Linked DNA regions of Homo sapiens: region 2 is linked to region 1. Evidence: chromatin loops called from intact Hi-C (ENCODE). Cell type or tissue: B cell. All regions are shown on one strand. Links, peaks and the distances in the headings refer to the core of each region. The heading gives the core; the rest is flanking DNA.

Region 1 (8,338 bases), core at 274-8,273:
CTGGACTCCATATCCTGCCAGAGACTAGCTGCTCTTTCCAGACATGAGTTCTCTGTCCTTGTATTTTGATGTTGTGACTGTGGCGTTTAAAGAGAACAAAGCAACATTTAGGGGTCCGGGGAGAAGATTTAAGAGAAACCCTCTCACTTCCCCCAAGGAAAGCTCTCTGGAATCTGGTTGTCTTGGAAACTTGGTTTTTTGGGGTTTTTTTAATTAGATAAAATATAAATAATCTTGAACTCCTGTCTAAGGTTTAAAAAAGGAATATTCCTTAGAGCAGTTCTCACCTCCAGTAGTCTGCACTCCATGGAAGGAATCTGACCAATCTAAGGCTAAAGCCAAGTGGTCTTTGGGACCAACCTGAGGCAGAAAGTTATGAAAGGCAGAAAGCAAAAATGGATGTTTTCCAAGCTCCCTGCATGCAATGATCACATTAAAGCCATTTGACACATCTTCAAGGCACAGCCTACATGTTATTTTCATTGCTAGTGAGCCTCTCAAGTGAAAAAGTGAGTATCTTCATACCAGAAAGGAAGACCTGCATGTAATCAAATATTTTCAGGGCCACTGGGCCTTGCCTGGCAGGTGACTGTCTCTCCCTCTTCTTGTCTCACCCAAGCCACACCATCTTCAAACAGCTGAGACCACGCCTGCGCTCCTACAGCCATATTTTGTTCAATTCCTTTGTATTCTTTTCCAAGAGAAGATTTTCCAAGTTTACAGCAGTGGTTCCCAATGTTGGCTGTACGCTGGGAACACCTGAGGAGTTTGTTTGCTTGTTTGTTTGTTGTTTGAAGATACCAATGCCCTGGGGCCCACCCAAGGATTCTAATGGAACCGCGGTGGGCACCAGCATTTTTTAAACTTTCCAGGAGACTCCGTGTGTGCAGCCAGCTTTGAGGACAACTATGTATGATCTTGTAAATAGGCTGCCAGTTATTCATTTATAAAGAACAAAATCCTACCCTTTGTTTATGCAAAATGCTTTTTGCCGTAAGTATTGATTGCATGAGTCAGCACTGACTTTATTTTATGATATAATAAGACTGGGTCTTCATTTCCAAAAAGGATGAGCCAGCATCATTTGTGCTCTACCCCTCCCCAGATTCACAGCCCATCAGGAAAGGAAAACAACCCTGTCTGTGCTTTGTCAGCCACCTGGGCCCCTCCCAGACTCTGGAGTTGAATTATTAGCCCGATATCTGCAGAAAAAGTTCAAACCTGGTGATTCCTATTTGATATTTAAAATATAATAGGGAAAGTAAATAATCCTTTTCATAATCTTTAACATCTTCTCAAAACAAGAACAATTGCTACTGATTGAGAGCCCATTAGATGCCCCACTGCTGCTAGATGTTGTCTCATCTAGTTTATAGTAGGGCTTTTCAAACTTTTATTTGCATATGGATCCACCTGAAATGCTGGTAAATGTAGATTCTGATCCAGAGCCCACCCCAGATGCTGCATTTCTAACCAGCTCCAGGAATGCTGATGCAGCGGGTTGCTCACCTTGAATGGTAAAGTGCTACTCAATGGACCCACCACCCTCCTGCCCCAGTACCACCAGCTCCATTTCACACATGAGGACGTTAGGTGTGAGGACTTGTAAGAAGTGAGATTTAAACTCAGATCTATCTGATGTCAAAACCTCACCCACTGCGCAAATCTGCCTCTTGTTAGTCTTTTCTCATGGTGGGAGTTTCCTCCTTCTAAAGTGATGTTATTTAAATTACATGACTCCTGGAGTCATGGAGGTAGATAGCACTGTTGGAGGAAAGACTCTCATTTGCCCACCTCTCTGACCTTTCTTGTAGCTTACATCTTTCTCATAGCTCCTGATCTAAATCTTGATTGATTATTGCTCAGCAATCAGTAACTCTAAGCTTGGGGTTGAGGACAAGTCTGTTCTTTTTGTTTAGTAAATATACTAGTTTTGTTGAAGCCATTTCTACAAAACTGAAACACCAGTGCAGCGATTAAAGTGGTCTGTGGCCACTAACTAAATTAGAGCTGAGATAGCTAACAGAAACCCTGTGAGAAGTCAGAGGGTCTTATGATAATTTGTAGGCCCCAAATCACCTTGCTATAGGACTGTGAAGATCACACATACCTGTCCCCACTGTCTTTCATGCAGCAATCACAGTGCATTTGAGATTGCCTGCCTCAGTGAGGGGAGGCGGCAGCTTCTCCTAACACCATAGCTTCAACACTCTTTTTCGAGAGCAAAACACAAGATACATGCAAAACAGTAACAAAATGATCCTTAAAATGTAGAGGCCATACACAGAATCAGACTGTGGTTCTTTTTACCTGATTTCAGATCCTGTAGTGGTGGTTCGGAGAAATTCCTTAACCTCTTAAGGGGGCAGGGGTGCAGGAGAACTGTGTACAAAATGACATTCATAGTAAGCATACTCCAGTGATATGTTTGTTTTCAGAAATAGTCACTCCTGTTTGAATGGGGAATTTACTTTATAATAATTGGAAGTGCTGCCATCATTGCAAGACAATGGTTTCCTTTTTTTTCAATTTTCATTTTTATTTTATATTTGGGGGTACATGTGCAGGTTTGTTACAAAGGTATATCACAAGGTGCTGAGGTTTGGGCTTCTATTGCTTCCATCACCCAGGTAATGAACATAGTGCCCAAAAAAAGGAACTTTTGCAGCCCCTGCCCCTTCCTACCCAGCCACCTTTGGAAGCCACTAGAGTCTCATGTTCCCCCCATCTTTTATGTCCCTGTGTCCCCAAGATTTAGCTCCCACCTGTAAGTGAGAACATGGAATATAAAAACACGTTTTCTTGACAAAATGGAAGAAATGTCTTCAAAAACACCTGCCCTTTCAAAGGTCTTGGCCTGACTTTGCATTTCCTGCAAGGAGGCAGGTGGACCTAGGAACCCAGGCACAGCTGGACCTTTGTCCAATGTCTGCCTGCCCCAGATTGGACGGGCAGGTCCTGCTGATGATGGGCTTTGGGAAGAAATCTCATTCACACTTTCATCTTCAAAGAACAGAAACCTACCGGAACTTGTACAAATATCAGCCTAAGGATGCATACATGAATGCATGGGTTGACCTAAAAGAAAACAAATTGGGAAAATAAACTCTTATGTCCTGCCAACCCCCACCCAATATGTATATAGTTGTCTCCTTGCACTAAAGGGTTAAACTATTATGTACATGTGAACGACAAATCCTCATAGTCACTTACATGTATTTTCAATATTTGTATGTATGCATACTTGCGTTTGCTTAATATATACGTATGCATGGATTTATTTAAAATGCTTTAAAATTTATTTAAAATCATCTAAGGGATTCTGTAAAGCATCCACTTATGGGGTGATCCATGTAGTTTGGGCAAATCAGTGGAATGGGGAAACATGACATTGTCTAGGGCTTTTCTTCCTTTCTTTTCCTGCCTGGGACGTTTTGAGAGAATGACTAAGCAGTGCTGGAGATTATGAATTTGCTTAAGTGTGAATGGCTGATTGCCCAGCAGGAGGCCCGGCCCTCCCCAAAGGTGATGGACTGGGGCTGCAGGTCTTCACACTTGATGCCTGGATTTGACTCGGAAAGTCTGCCAAGTCTTTTACTCGGAAATTTATCTTAATTAGATCTGAAAGACCTGCCACAGCAGAATAGTCACACCGATTAAAATGAAAAACAGGAGAAATTACTGATCAAATTAATCATAATGTCGGGTTACAGCTGTAGGTCTGATGTAATTTGCCACTCCAGTGAGTTACATCGGCCCAGGCCCGGGAAAGGAAGCTGGCTTTACGCTGATCCGTAACACCCGCCCGCTCCAGGCGGCCCGGCAGGAGGCTGATTCCATTCATTTTTCCTGGCTTGCTCTGACCTCCCTGCTGCAACTGGAAACAAATCAGGCACCAAACAAATGGGAGGTGGGGGGAACAGGGAGGGTAAACAAGAAATATTTTCTTTTCCAAGAGACTGTACTATTGTACTATTTCAAAATGGTGAGCTTTTTAATCTCAGCCGGGCGGGCCTGGGGCCCTGTGCTTGTTTGGCTTTGTGCTTTTGTTTTTTCCATTTAACCTCCTTTTAGTTTTACGTGTGGTGACCTGACATTGATTAGATGCAGAGTGGGAATCAAAAGGTCAGAGGACAAAACCTTTAGCTCTGAGCAATAGGAAAAAACCTTTAGAAAAATCTCCTTGCCAACATGGTTCTTCAACTAGGACATGGATTGAAATAATCTAAAGTGTCACAAGAGAGGAAGAAGAAACCTAGGCTGTGAGATCTGATTGTTCCAACATAGATATGGTCCTGGTGTTCTAATGTTTAGATAAACACCACTTTATACCATACCATGTGTTCAGGGTTGATGTGGACGGCGTATAGTATTTTTTAAAGAAAACACATCAGAGTCTAGATCCTTTTCATTGTATCTCCTTGAATCTCACTGTAGTTAATTCTTATCTCCCCATTAGAGATTCAAAGGAGACCCTAAAACACAAAGAAGGAGACCCAGTCTAGCCATTTCATTAGGAATTCTCAGAAGTTAGAATTTAGGAGGAATGTAAGACTTCTTGCTAACTATTTCTGCTTTATCAGGAAACTAGATAAAGAGAGTTCAGCCTTTCCTGAAGGAAATCATCTTAAAACAGAGATTATTGGAAAGGAGCAGGGAGAGGAGGTGTTCTTCCCAATCAATAGTTATCAGTTGCCTTTGGAGCAGTAAGAGCTCTCTTCTTGACCATATGATAGGTTGCCTAAATCCCATTTATTCATCACTGGGCCAGATGTTTATACTCTCTGCCCCCAGTCTGACAAGGCTCTCCCTCCCACCAGGAATGAATCTGGCACATTTTTAAAATGAGGATCCCTTGAACCAAGGAATAGGAAGACAGGCAGTCATGGAAACAGGCTGGCCCTGGCACTCAAGAGGCTGTGCCTTGGACCTTTCTAGGGATCCTTGTGAAGGATTAGGTGGGACCATGTGCCCAGATTGGGGAAGGGCATGGTGTTTTTCATGACATTGTGAGTGATTGCTAAATTGGTTTAGTAGTTTGTAACTAGCATTTTTAAAAGAAAATAATAAAAAGGAGTAGAAAATGCCAGAGCACAGAAAGGCTACAAATTTTTTTAAGGACACTTTCCTTTAAGTGATATACAAATGAACATATATAGTTACATGTTGAGAGATAGATCTAATTGTACATATATATTTTGTATGTATATATGTGTTGGCCTGAGATGTAAAATGTGTTTCTTCTTATGAGACAAGATCAGAAGAATTTGAAAAACCCTAGCCTGAAAGACCCAGCTTTTCAGGTAGACAGAGATGGGATTTCTTAGGTGTATAGCAGGCCAGGAAGCAGGTATATCAGTATCCCAACATATTGCATGTGATATGAGCCCCTAAACACCAAACACCCTTCCCAACAGTCAAAAAGAACGAAAAAGAAATGCCCACCACCCAGCCCCCCAGCCTTCGCCCACACACACGTATCTTCCAGGGAACTTCAAGTTTCAACATTATACCACTGCCTATGTGGTTGAAAACACACAGCAGATTAGTGGTTTAACAAGCCTATTAAAATGAGAGACTAAGTAATATATTAAAAGCTGACAAGTAGTCCCACCAAAAATGAGTAGATAATTCTAAAGAGAAAGTGAAAGGGAAAGAGAAACAGTGGGAAGGAAGCACAGAACCCCACAGGGATTAATTGGCTAATTTAGGCCCCTGGAAGCTGTGTCCCTCAGGAAGGTGCAAGTCGAAGGCCAGGTCCACAGGCCCCTGGTCAGAGAAGTCAGGGGCTGTCGAGCTTCACATCCAAAGTACCTGGAACTTTTCTCACTTTTCCCACCTACTCTGGCCCCAAGGCAGAGCTATCACCATCTTCCCTAACTTGGTCTTTCTACTTCTGTTTTCTCTCTAATCCACTTTGCAAACCACTGTCAAGTTAATCTTCCTAAAAGAACATTTAGTTTATATCACCTCCATGCTCAAACCCTCTGCTGGCCTGTTTAGCCTGGACACTCTGGCCCTACTCATCACCCCATCCTCCAACTCCCTCTGCCACATTCACCCTGGCCTCCCACCATGCCCAGATGTGCCTGACACAATCCCTCCCTCGCTTTGCTGGTCCATGCCCCTTGCCTGGAATGTCCCGTCTTCTCATCACTGACCCCTCATGGCTCACTTCACTTCCTGCTCCTTCCATGAAGTGCCCACAGTGGCCCAGCCCTCAACAATCACTTTCCTGAACTCGTATATTGGGCACTTAGCATTTGCTCTTTAAGTCTTTTTCTTTTATTTTCATCTTTTTTATGAACAATTTATTATCTCATTTGAATTATAAGCCCCTTAAGAACAGACACAATGTCTCACACCTCTGTGTATCCCAGGGCTGTCAATAATTGTTGTATGTGACGATTTCTGATTTAACAATTATTCATGTCACAAATATGTAAGTGCCTGTGATCAGACTGTCTTAAATTTCTTTGCAAAATTTCTTGACGAAGATAACGATGACTAATGAAAGAAGAGCTATTTATTGTTATAATTAGAACCATGCTTGGCACATCATAAGAACTATAAAAGCCTTAGATGCTACGATGACTCCTTTGAAATTGTTTCAACCCCATCCTTCTCTGCATTATCTTCACAGTGGGTTTTGGGAAATGGGGGCTTGATTTAAATGCTTTAAATCAGTTTATTTTATCTGGGAAGAAATGTACATCAAAGTAAGGACCATCATTTTCTAATTAATCTGTTTCCTTTTCCCTACCATCTCAATAACACATGGTAGTTCTTGCTATTCAGAATATAATAGGCAAAGAAGCAGGTCTTGTTAATACTTTATAGATCTGATTGATCCGTGGGTTAAATCATGTTACCCAAAGCATAAACATATTATAAAGAAGATAGGGAGACCCAAAGAAAATGAAAATGGATCTCCTACCTTGAGTGCACCTCACACCCCACTATTGGATGCCTGGGACTCTCACATGACACAGCCTGGCTGCTTCAAACCCCACTGCAAGAGCAGGCAAACACACATGGAATCTCCCAGTATGAAAACAAGGATCCAGTTTAAAAAACAAAAACACTGCTGGGCACTTAACATATGCCAGGCACTGTCCTAGGTGTTTTGGGTATGTTTTTCTACGAATGCCATGCAATTACTTATGAAAGCGAGGAAACTAGGGTTCAGAGGAAGCTGGTAACTCATCAAAAGTCCCACAGTTTGTAAGAGGTGGAGCTGGAGTTTGAGCCCCGGTCTGACCCCAAGGGATCCTCCCACCTCCTTTTAACCGGGGTAGTCTCTGTGCAAGTCTACCATCCAGGTAATCCCTAACATTTCATTCTCAGGACTGTTCTGGCTTGGAGGATAAATTATTGGGCCTTTTACCCCAAGCCCATCACCATGCCACCTCCAACATTTTTCCAAACTGCCACCTGATTTCACTTGGCTTGATGCCACAAAAGCTAAGAAGTTTGGATGACTTCTAAATTTAATAAGAAGATGGAAAAAGTAATTCTTATAAATGTATCATGTTCTCTCTAGAGCCAAAAATGCCATGTTATGAAAAGGTTTGCAGGTGGCACGGAGGGGAAGGGGCAAAGGGTTTCATAAACAAGGGTGGGGGCTTCAGAGTACGAATTGCTCTAGCGCCCCCTCTGGTGGCCTCTGAGGGTGCTTCAGAGCAGTCATGATTCCCAGATTGGCCACATATCAAAACCACCTGCAGAGATTTCTTCTCAGATGAATTTTGAGAGAAAGAGAGAGAGTGAGCTAGGAGAATTGGACCTGTAGATCAAAAGACACAGCACCAATCTCATTATGTGAGCCTTATTTAGATTACAATTCAAGCAAACTGTAAAAAAGAAAAAGCATGACATTTATGAGACAATTGGAAGTATGACCACTGACTGGATATCTGATGATACGAAAGAATTATTTTTAATATTTTTTGGTGTGATAGTGATAGGTAGTTTTTTTTTAACAGTAGCTTTTGAAGATACCTACAGAAATACAAATGAAATGATGGCATGCCCTAGGATTTTTTTCTAAAATGATATTGAAGGAAAAAGAATAATGTGGGTGGACGTGTTTGGGTGGGGTACAGATGAAAGAATATTGGCCATGAGTTGATAATTATTGCAGCTGGCTGATGGGTCCATGTGACCTAATTATACTATTGTGTCTTACTTAGATGTATTTAAAATTCCTCATAAGAAAAAATTAAATAAAAAAGTTTTAATCAGATGGGGACTCTTTAATAACACAAATTCTCCTCGCCCAACCCAGTAACTGCAAAATCAGAATGTCCTGGATGCAGCCAGTGATTCTGATGATCAG
Region 2 (8,338 bases), core at 38-8,037, 60 kb after region 1:
ACTTGAGCTCTCTGAGCCTCGGTTTTGCCAATTATAAAGTAAGGATAATAAAATCTAAGCTCCTAGGTTATGAAGATTAAATGAGATAATGTGTGGGGAAAGCCTACCACAGTGCCTGAGTACACAGGTATTCTCAGTAAATGATTGCATAATTATCATCATCATCATTGTTAAGAGTTTTGACTCATAGTTTCCGGAAAGCTATATTTGATCTGGACATGCAGCAAGAGGCAGTACAGTGTACAAGCAAAAAGAAAGAGTTCTGGAGCCAGACTGCCATCCACCAGCTGTGAGACTGGGCAGTTTCCTTATTCTGTGCTTCAATTTCTTCATCTGAAAAATGGAGATAATAGTAACACCGGGTCCTAGGACTAAAGTCCTGAGAATGGCATCAGGCACATAATCATCACTCAATAATGCTATCATCCAATAAATGCTACCTATTAATCAAGATGGTATGTGTTTTCAGTTCATAACTGTGCACAAAAACCCATGCTGAAGTCTGTGTATGTGTGAGGAGTTTGAGAATGTGAAAATCTTAGTAGTAGGACATTAAGTTATTTTAAGGAAATCTTACCCTTATCTTGGATAGTTCGGCAGGGAGGAGGGAAAATGTGAGTGTATATATGTGCTCTTAACACTTATTCAGTGGGTATGTTCAAGATTTGGCAAGTAGATTTACTATCGATTTGTTCAGCTATAGAATTGGCTTCCCTGGTGCCCCTGGCAATATCTCCTTATTGGCGTTATTGCAGAAAAGTAAAAGCAAATGAAATTTTATTATATACTGGTGCTAAAGAAAGCATTCTACATTTTAACTGAAGCTCAGAATGTTTCCTGATGAAATTAAGTCCTAGACCACTGTGAAATTTTCTTAAGTGGCAGCAAGTAAAGTCAAATGCGTTTGTCCTTAAAAAGCCAGTCAAGGGGGGGGAAGTCAACTAAACACTATTATTTCAATGTATTAAAAAGAAGGAAAAGTAAAGAGACTTACCTAGTCAGGTTACTCAAGAACGCACATACATATGACAGCTGAGCAGAGTTGGTTTGGTGAGATTTGGAAGGATTTTCTGGATCTGTGTAGGATAGGGGCTGCCTCCTAAAATGACCACAAGGCCGTGATGAAAGAAAAGCAATCAAATGGTTCTAACAGTAGCCTATGCATTATGACCTAGAGGATATGCCTTTGATTGTACAAAACCATTGATTGCCACTCAACTCTATTCAAAAGCTCTAGGCTGGAGAGGGGTGGATGGAGAGGCAGGAACACCACCAGCATCATAGATGGACACATCAACTGGAAGGCCATCCCAATGTCATCACTTTCAAACATGGTTAAAAATACGTATCTTAGAATTGAAGCAACATGACGTTCAGATGGAGATGTTGCTCTGGGTTGTAATAAGACAAATAACATCTCCAGAGAGCAAGAGAGTAGCTAAAAGAATGGACTTTTATTGGAACCCAAACACTGTCACTTCTTAGTTGTGTGGACCTTGGATATGTTATAAAACCTTTTTCTGGGCCTCTGTTTCCTCACCAGTAAAACAGGAATGATAGGCTTCTCACATATATTTGTTGCGGGGTTAAATGTGGTAGAAAAAGTGCTTGGCACAGTGCCTGATATATGCCATAAGCATTTAATAAATCATGGCTATTCTGTTAGGATGAAAAACCAGCAATTAACCCTGAACTGTGGGTTGCTAAAGTAATTAGCCCATCATTTAAATACATGAGAATCTTTTAAAGCAAATCACTGCAAAATAAATGAAAATAAAGTTGTAGTAAATGCAAATCTCAGCCAAAGGATTGAGATACAATGAATTTATTCAGTGAGTGTTGAGTCCCTCTCTAGGTTTTATTAGATCTGCCAAAAAGAACTAACAAAGCCATAGCTTAACACATTTGTAAAATTATTTTCAAACCCCATGGAAAAGAAATATGTGTAATTCTGACTATGTGACTAAATAAATGAGGTGCATTAGAAATATCCTGCCAAAGCCAGTTGATCAGGAGTTTAGGGAGATTCACATATATTACTTTATTTCATTTTAAACAATGAAACATGTTAAATGTATAGAAAATAATTTTTGCAAAACAATACAAAAGGCACTCTTGTTTAACCACCTAGATATTAACAATTTTTTCCGTATTAGCTTCAGTTTTCTTGCCTTTTTTTTTTTTTTTTTTTTTTTTTTTTTTTTTTTTTTTTTGAGACGGAGTCTTGCTTCTTGCCCAGGCTGGAGTGCAGTGGTGTGATCTTGGCTCACTGCAAGCTCCGCCTCCCAGGTGCATGCCATTCTCCTGCCTCATCCTCCCAAGTAGCTGGGACTACAGGTGCCTGCCACCACGCCTGGCTAATTTTTTTTTGTATTTTTTAGTAGAGACGGGGTTTCACCGTGTTAGCCAGGATGGTCTCGATCTGCTGACCTCGTGATCCGCCTGCCTCGGCCCCCCAAAGTGCTGGGATTACAGGCGTGAGCCACCGCGCCCGGCCTTCTTGCTTATTTTTAAAAGAAACAGAGGGATAGGAGCCGCGGGAAGCAGCCACAAAAAAAATAATTAATTAATTAATTTTAAAAAATTTTAAGAAAAAATAAGAAACAAAACATGACAGACACAGCTGAAACCGTAGCACCTTCTTCTCCCATTCCCAAGGTGATTACCATGATAAAATGAACACTTTCCATGCACGTTCTGCATTTTTACTCCAAAATATTCATTGAAGAAGCAAGATACGAAATAATATGTACAGAATAATACCATTTTTAAATACAAAAAAGGCAAAAGAATATATTGTTTCTATATTTTGAATAAGTAAGAATCAGACATGTTTTGTTGAAAATTCAGAGTTGGTGTCTGTATGTTTTCTCACAAATATTATGAACAGAGCAATCTATTCATATCACCTTGCTTAACTAATGGTTTTGGCCATCTTTCTTTTATAAGCCAAAAAAAAATCTGAAAAAGCTTGTATTGTCTCATTTGCAATGTCATTGTAGCAAATTTTATTTTAAAAGGTGTAAAAATTAAGTCACGTTGTGTGAACTATATACTTCAAGTAGCATTTTTTTTTAATCGAATAACATTTCTTAAATCAGCTCTTTCTAGAGACTGGGAAATATATATGTTCATGGGATTAGTAACATTATAGGAATTTTACCCTGACTTCATCTGAGTTATAAAGATAAAACAATAAACCTCAATCTTTCTACTAACATATCAAATTTCCCCTTAGAGCCCAGTTGAGAGCTTTAGTTCCTCATTTCAGGAGAAACAGTTGCATTAATGCCGTTTTTCCCTAAATGTGCGCTTCGGGAAAATAACGAGCCCCTCAAGATGCCCCACAAACGACGGTCCCCTGGTCCGAGGAGCCGGGCAGCGCCGCGCAGCCGTCTCGCGTGGGACCCACCCGCGGGCGGAGCCAGGCGGCAGGGCTGCCCCACCGAGCTTCACCCCAGCAACCCCTTTAACTTTCTTAACCCTGTATTCCCCAACCGAACACTTCCCAGAGTTCACGCTGGCAGAGCCCACTTCAAAAAATGCTGCAGGAAGCCATTCACACTCATTCCTATCCACGTTTTTAAAAATGCGAAATAGTGATTTAAATCAGAACAGAACCTCTTCCAATGGGGGTTTCCTTTGCAACCGGGGCTTCGCGGTGATTTCTGTGCTGTTTTGAGGGCACACACCTACATAACACGTTTGCAGAGATAAGGGATCTCAAACTGTTCCCAAAAGTCCCAGGGACTCGTAATATGCAAACCGAGGGCAAATGAACGTGGGAGGATCCGAGGCGCTCGCTGAAGGGGCTCTCCTGCAGTGCCCAGGCAGAGGGAGAGTGGAGGGGGCGGCTGTGGAGTGAAGGGCGGAAGTGCCCTCGCCGTCCTGAGGCCTGGGACCCTCTTGATGGTAAATGGCGCTGTTGAGCCCCGATGCGCAGGGACTCCGCGGGCGGCGGACTTGACAGGAAGCTTTGCTGCGGGGCGGCCCAGCTGCGGACGCGCGGGACGTCAGGGCCCCAGCAGAAGCGCCGGGCTGTGCGTCCTTAAGACTGCGGGTGCGGCCCCGCCCAAGGTCGCCCCGCCCTCCATCCTTCTACCCCGCCCCCCCACCACATTTCTGAAATGAAAGAGTTATCAATCGCTTTAGGGTTAACTTAAAGAACTGAAAGGAAAGCCCTCTCTGAACTCTTTCTTTCTACCCTCCTTCCCCAGCAAAACTCAGCAGTGCAGGCTGCCATGTACCATAAAATGGGTGTGCGGGAATGCACAGTGAGAAATCTAGTTTGCAGGATTCTCTCTGAAGATTGAGCTAGAGAGGACCAAGTTCTCTCTCACCTAAAGCAGAACTGGGATGCTGTCACTTTTCCCACTTCTGGCTGCTGCAGCGTTTTGTTTATCTTTTTAAATTTTTTGTTTGTTTTTGTTTTTTGAGACGGAGCTTCACTCTTGTTGCCTAGGCTGGAGTGCAATGGCATAATCTCGGCTCACTGCAACCTCCACCTCCTGGGTTCAAGCGATTCTCCTGCTTCAGCCTCCCGAGTAGCTGGGATTACAGGCGCACACCACCACGCCCAGCTAATTTTTGTATTTTTAGTAGAGACGGGTTTCACCATGTTGTCCAGGCTGGTCTAGAACTTCTGACCTCAGGCGATCCACCTGCCTCAGCCTCCCAAAATGCTGGGATTACAGGCGTGAGCCACCGCTCCTGCCCCATCTTTTTAATTTTTATCCATGAGTATTTCGTTTTCCTGGGAATTGGGAAACGTTTTCTTGTGGAGGCTCCTAAATCTAGTCTGTTGGCACATCCTGTCTGTCTAAAGGATAGGAGAGGACCAATTAACTAATGAAGCAACCTAAATAACAGCTATAATTCTAAACAGGTACTACGTAACAAGATGCCATTTACAAACAGCTCCCTCAGAGCTAGTCTGACATATTAGATCTTTCTTTCATGAGCATAGTTTACATTCCAATTAGTGCCCACTTATGGCAAAATACTGTAACGAATGTTCACATGACTTCTTACTGTGTGCAAAGCTCTTTAACTGGCTTAATTCTTAGAGGAGTGCTAGGCTTTAGCTGAATGTTCCTTTGGGCCAAGTGACTTCCAGAAAAGAACAATGAAAATAATATCTCCCATGCATTAAGCCTTCACCCTGGGGCTGGTATAATCTATAATCCTAACAGAGCAGTTCATGGTAGGTTTGACTATCTCAGCTGCACAAATGAGCAAATTCTCAAGACATCAAGGGTTAAGTGACTCCCTGGGATAACATCTTCTGGAAGTGGCAGAACTGAGATTTGCGTTCCAAGTCCATTCCCATCCTTCCATATCACCCTGATTTTCTCGGGTTCAGAGTCCTGGTTCATTTCCTGGCTGTTCCGCAGACATGTCACAAACTCCAGAACCTTCATTTCTCCATCTGCAAATGGCAATTGTAATTCTTGCTCTGTCAACCTCACAGATTTCTCTCGAAGGCATACACACACACACACACACACACACACACACACACACACACACACACTAGAAAACTGTAAAGAGATGTAAACCTTACCGAATAATTACAGGGTATTTTGATTGGTATTTTTACTATGATTATTTTTGCTAATCAAAGAAACCAGACAGGTAGTGTCAGGGAATTGTCTAAAGCAATGAGACATTCTTGAAAAGTCTGTATCAGATCTCCACTTCTTGCCAGAGAAAATCGCCTTAAGGTGTCCATAGGTGTCCTGGCTTCCAGTGAGGCAACCTAGCAATGAGGAAAGAAATGCATGGTGAGTGCTTCGTATGGGCACTCATCAAATGAGCCTTTCAGAGCTCAATAGAAAACCCTATCCCAGTGAATCTTCTGTTGTGCTGAAGATTGCAGCTGAAGATTGTTGTCCCACACAGCACAGTGATGTTAGAATTGGTTGAGCTCCTAATGTGGCAAGACCCCACACATTTCTAGATCCACCCAGAATGAGGTAAACCCTTCCAAAGAAAAAGAGAAATATCGAATGCTGTATTTTGAGTCTTCTTACTCTGTGGGATTGATAGAGCAAGAATTACAAGAATTCTTTTGAGTCTAAGACACCACTGATTTTAAATTACACTTAAAGTCATACCAGTGATTTTTGGAGAGGAGGAAAGAAAATACCACATTTAACAAGTATATCAATTGTTAGAAGTAGCCTAATTTCAAAAATGTTAAAAATGTAAAAAAAAAAAAGAAGTTATCATTGAAATGTTGTAATTAAGGGGGATACTATAATTGAGGAAATATGTTATTTATATCCTGAACCAATTCCAGTATCAATAAGACCATACAATGGGCTGTTGATGATGGCTCCTTTTTAGTATTTAACAAAAAGTCAGGGATGGGAGTGGAAGCCATTTATATCTCAGCTTTTCCAACTATAGAATGAAAATTAAACTTGATTTGAGTAGAAGGAGGGTGGACAAGAAAAGGAGGAAGTGCTGAATTTTGATTTAGCGTCCTAGAACAACATCAGTTCCTTCTGCAAACTATGTTTATAGTTAAGATGAGCATTATCGGAGAGGAGAAAACATTAAATTCACATGTGAGCGACATTAAACTTTCAAATAAACATTCAGTATATCATTTACCACACCATATGCCCAATAATGCACCCAACTTTCTTATTGGTCTGTGAGCTGTTGACATGATGAATACTCTTAAAGATGTCATCAACTCACAGAGCCAATAAGAAAGAAATGAGAAATAAATCAGAGTTAGGTAGGAATGGAAAAGTCACAACTTACAACAGTGAGAGGAGCCAGATTAAGTTCAAATGTAGGCCTTTGAATGACCCAATTGAATTTAGTGCACTAGCCATTACTCCAAATTGCCATTTGTCTCATCAACTAAGCTTTCCTACCTGTATAACTAACAATATAAATAGATCCTGAGAAGATGTCATCAGGTGGAGGGTTCAGAATACTACAGTGAAGTCAAGATGTGATGCAGCTTTATATTTGTAAGTAAATGCTATTAATCAAACAACACAAAGATACACAAACAGGAAAAAAAATGTTGCACACTCCCTAGATGAGATACTTGCCAATAGATACAATAAACCAATCTCCTTAGAGTAACAGAGATGGACAGTGCAAATGTCCATGTACTCACATGAAAGGTGGCCCAGGATAAAGAACATGGACTTTCAAATCAGACAAATCTGAATCCTGACTTCATCTGCAAGCAGCTCTGCCCCCGCTGGCAAGATATTTAATCTTCCTCAGCTAAAGTTATCTCTTCCATGAAATGACACTAATATATTCCTCTCAAGTTTGTTAGGAGGATTAGTATTAATAGCAATAATAAATTAATATGTTGCTGCCACTAATTGAGCACTATTTATGTGCCAAGCAGCTATTTATGTGCCAAGCACTTGATATATTACTTTTTCTTTACTACCACACACAATATGGTTTATTCCCATTATACAGATTAAGAAACTTCCAATATCACCCAACTAGAAATGGCTGGATTCAAACTCAGTTATGTCTAATAGAGATTGTTTTTAATCACTGTACTGTAATAATAATTTAAAGTATTTTGTTTTGTTCACTGCAGCTAGAACCAAATGGCTAGAACGGCATCTGGCACATAAAGACCATAAATACAGTAATAAAATCTGTGGCCTGAATGGAGTATTTCATATATGCTAATATGCTAGTCAATAAGCATTTTTGCATAAATTCATCATTTCATTTCATTCTCACAATGATTTTGCACTATCATCTCTAATTTACAGCTGAGGAACTGAAGGCTCAGAAAAGTTAAACAGGTCAGGCACGGTGGCTCACGCCTGTAATCCCAGCATTTTGGGAGGCTGAGGCAGGCAGATCACTTCAGGTCAGGAATTCGAGACCAGCCTGGCCAACATTGTGAAACCATGTCTCTACTAGAAACACAAAAATTAGCCAGGTATAGAGGCAGGCACCTGTAGTCCCAGCTACTTGGGAAGCTGAGGCAAGAGAATCACTTGAACCCAGGAGGCGGAGGTTGCAGTGAGCTGAGATCGCACCATTGCACTCCAGCCTGGGTGACAGAGTGAGACTCTGTCTCAAAAAAAAAAAAAGAAAAAGAAAGAAAAGTTAACCAACTTTCCAGAGCCATACAGTAAATGATAGAGCCTGGATTTGAGCCCAGATCTGGCTGCTTTGAAGCCCAGCTTTCCTCTGAAGCAAAGCTGCTTTCAGCATAACGTGTGTAAGTGCCTAATACAGTGCCTACCATATAGTAGTCATTTCATAAATATAGTGCTCTCTTCATGTGTGTGTGTGTGTATATATATATGTATATATGTATATATGTGTATAT

The links. A loop is a pair of places that touch in the nucleus more often than their neighbours do. Peaks named below come from ENCODE experiments on the same cell type or tissue, not always from the same donor. Only the 100,000 strongest peaks of a DNase experiment are listed, where the experiment ranks them.
Region 2: a loop joins it to region 1, with 5 times the contacts of the local background. A loop is called at or near these places in 4 of 110 quality-filtered maps.

Annotation. Positions count from the first base shown.
Region 1 is chr7:39,350,220-39,358,557 of GRCh38, forward strand. The region is part of intron 5 of POU6F2 (POU class 6 homeobox 2); the gene reads left to right. Among named protein-coding and RNA genes, the nearest start is that of SNORA20B, 25 kb to the left of the region's middle. RefSeq lists enhancers at 3,203-3,780, 3,781-4,358. In B cell, for the core only: no CTCF peak of the experiment used is centred there; no DNase peak of the experiment used is centred there.
Region 2 is chr7:39,410,607-39,418,944 of GRCh38, forward strand. All of the region lies in intron 6 of POU6F2 (POU class 6 homeobox 2), which reads left to right. It overlaps LOC105375238 (a long non-coding RNA gene), which reads right to left. Exons shown (of 3, transcript XR_927186.2): 3 at 5,674-5,758. Among named protein-coding and RNA genes, the nearest start is that of POU6F2-AS1, 8.4 kb to the left of the region's middle. RefSeq lists an enhancer at 3,885-4,014. In B cell, for the core only: no CTCF peak of the experiment used is centred there; a DNase peak (open chromatin) is centred at 3,925; H3K4me3 peaks cover 1,439 bases; H3K27ac peaks cover 448 bases; H3K27me3 peaks cover 464 bases.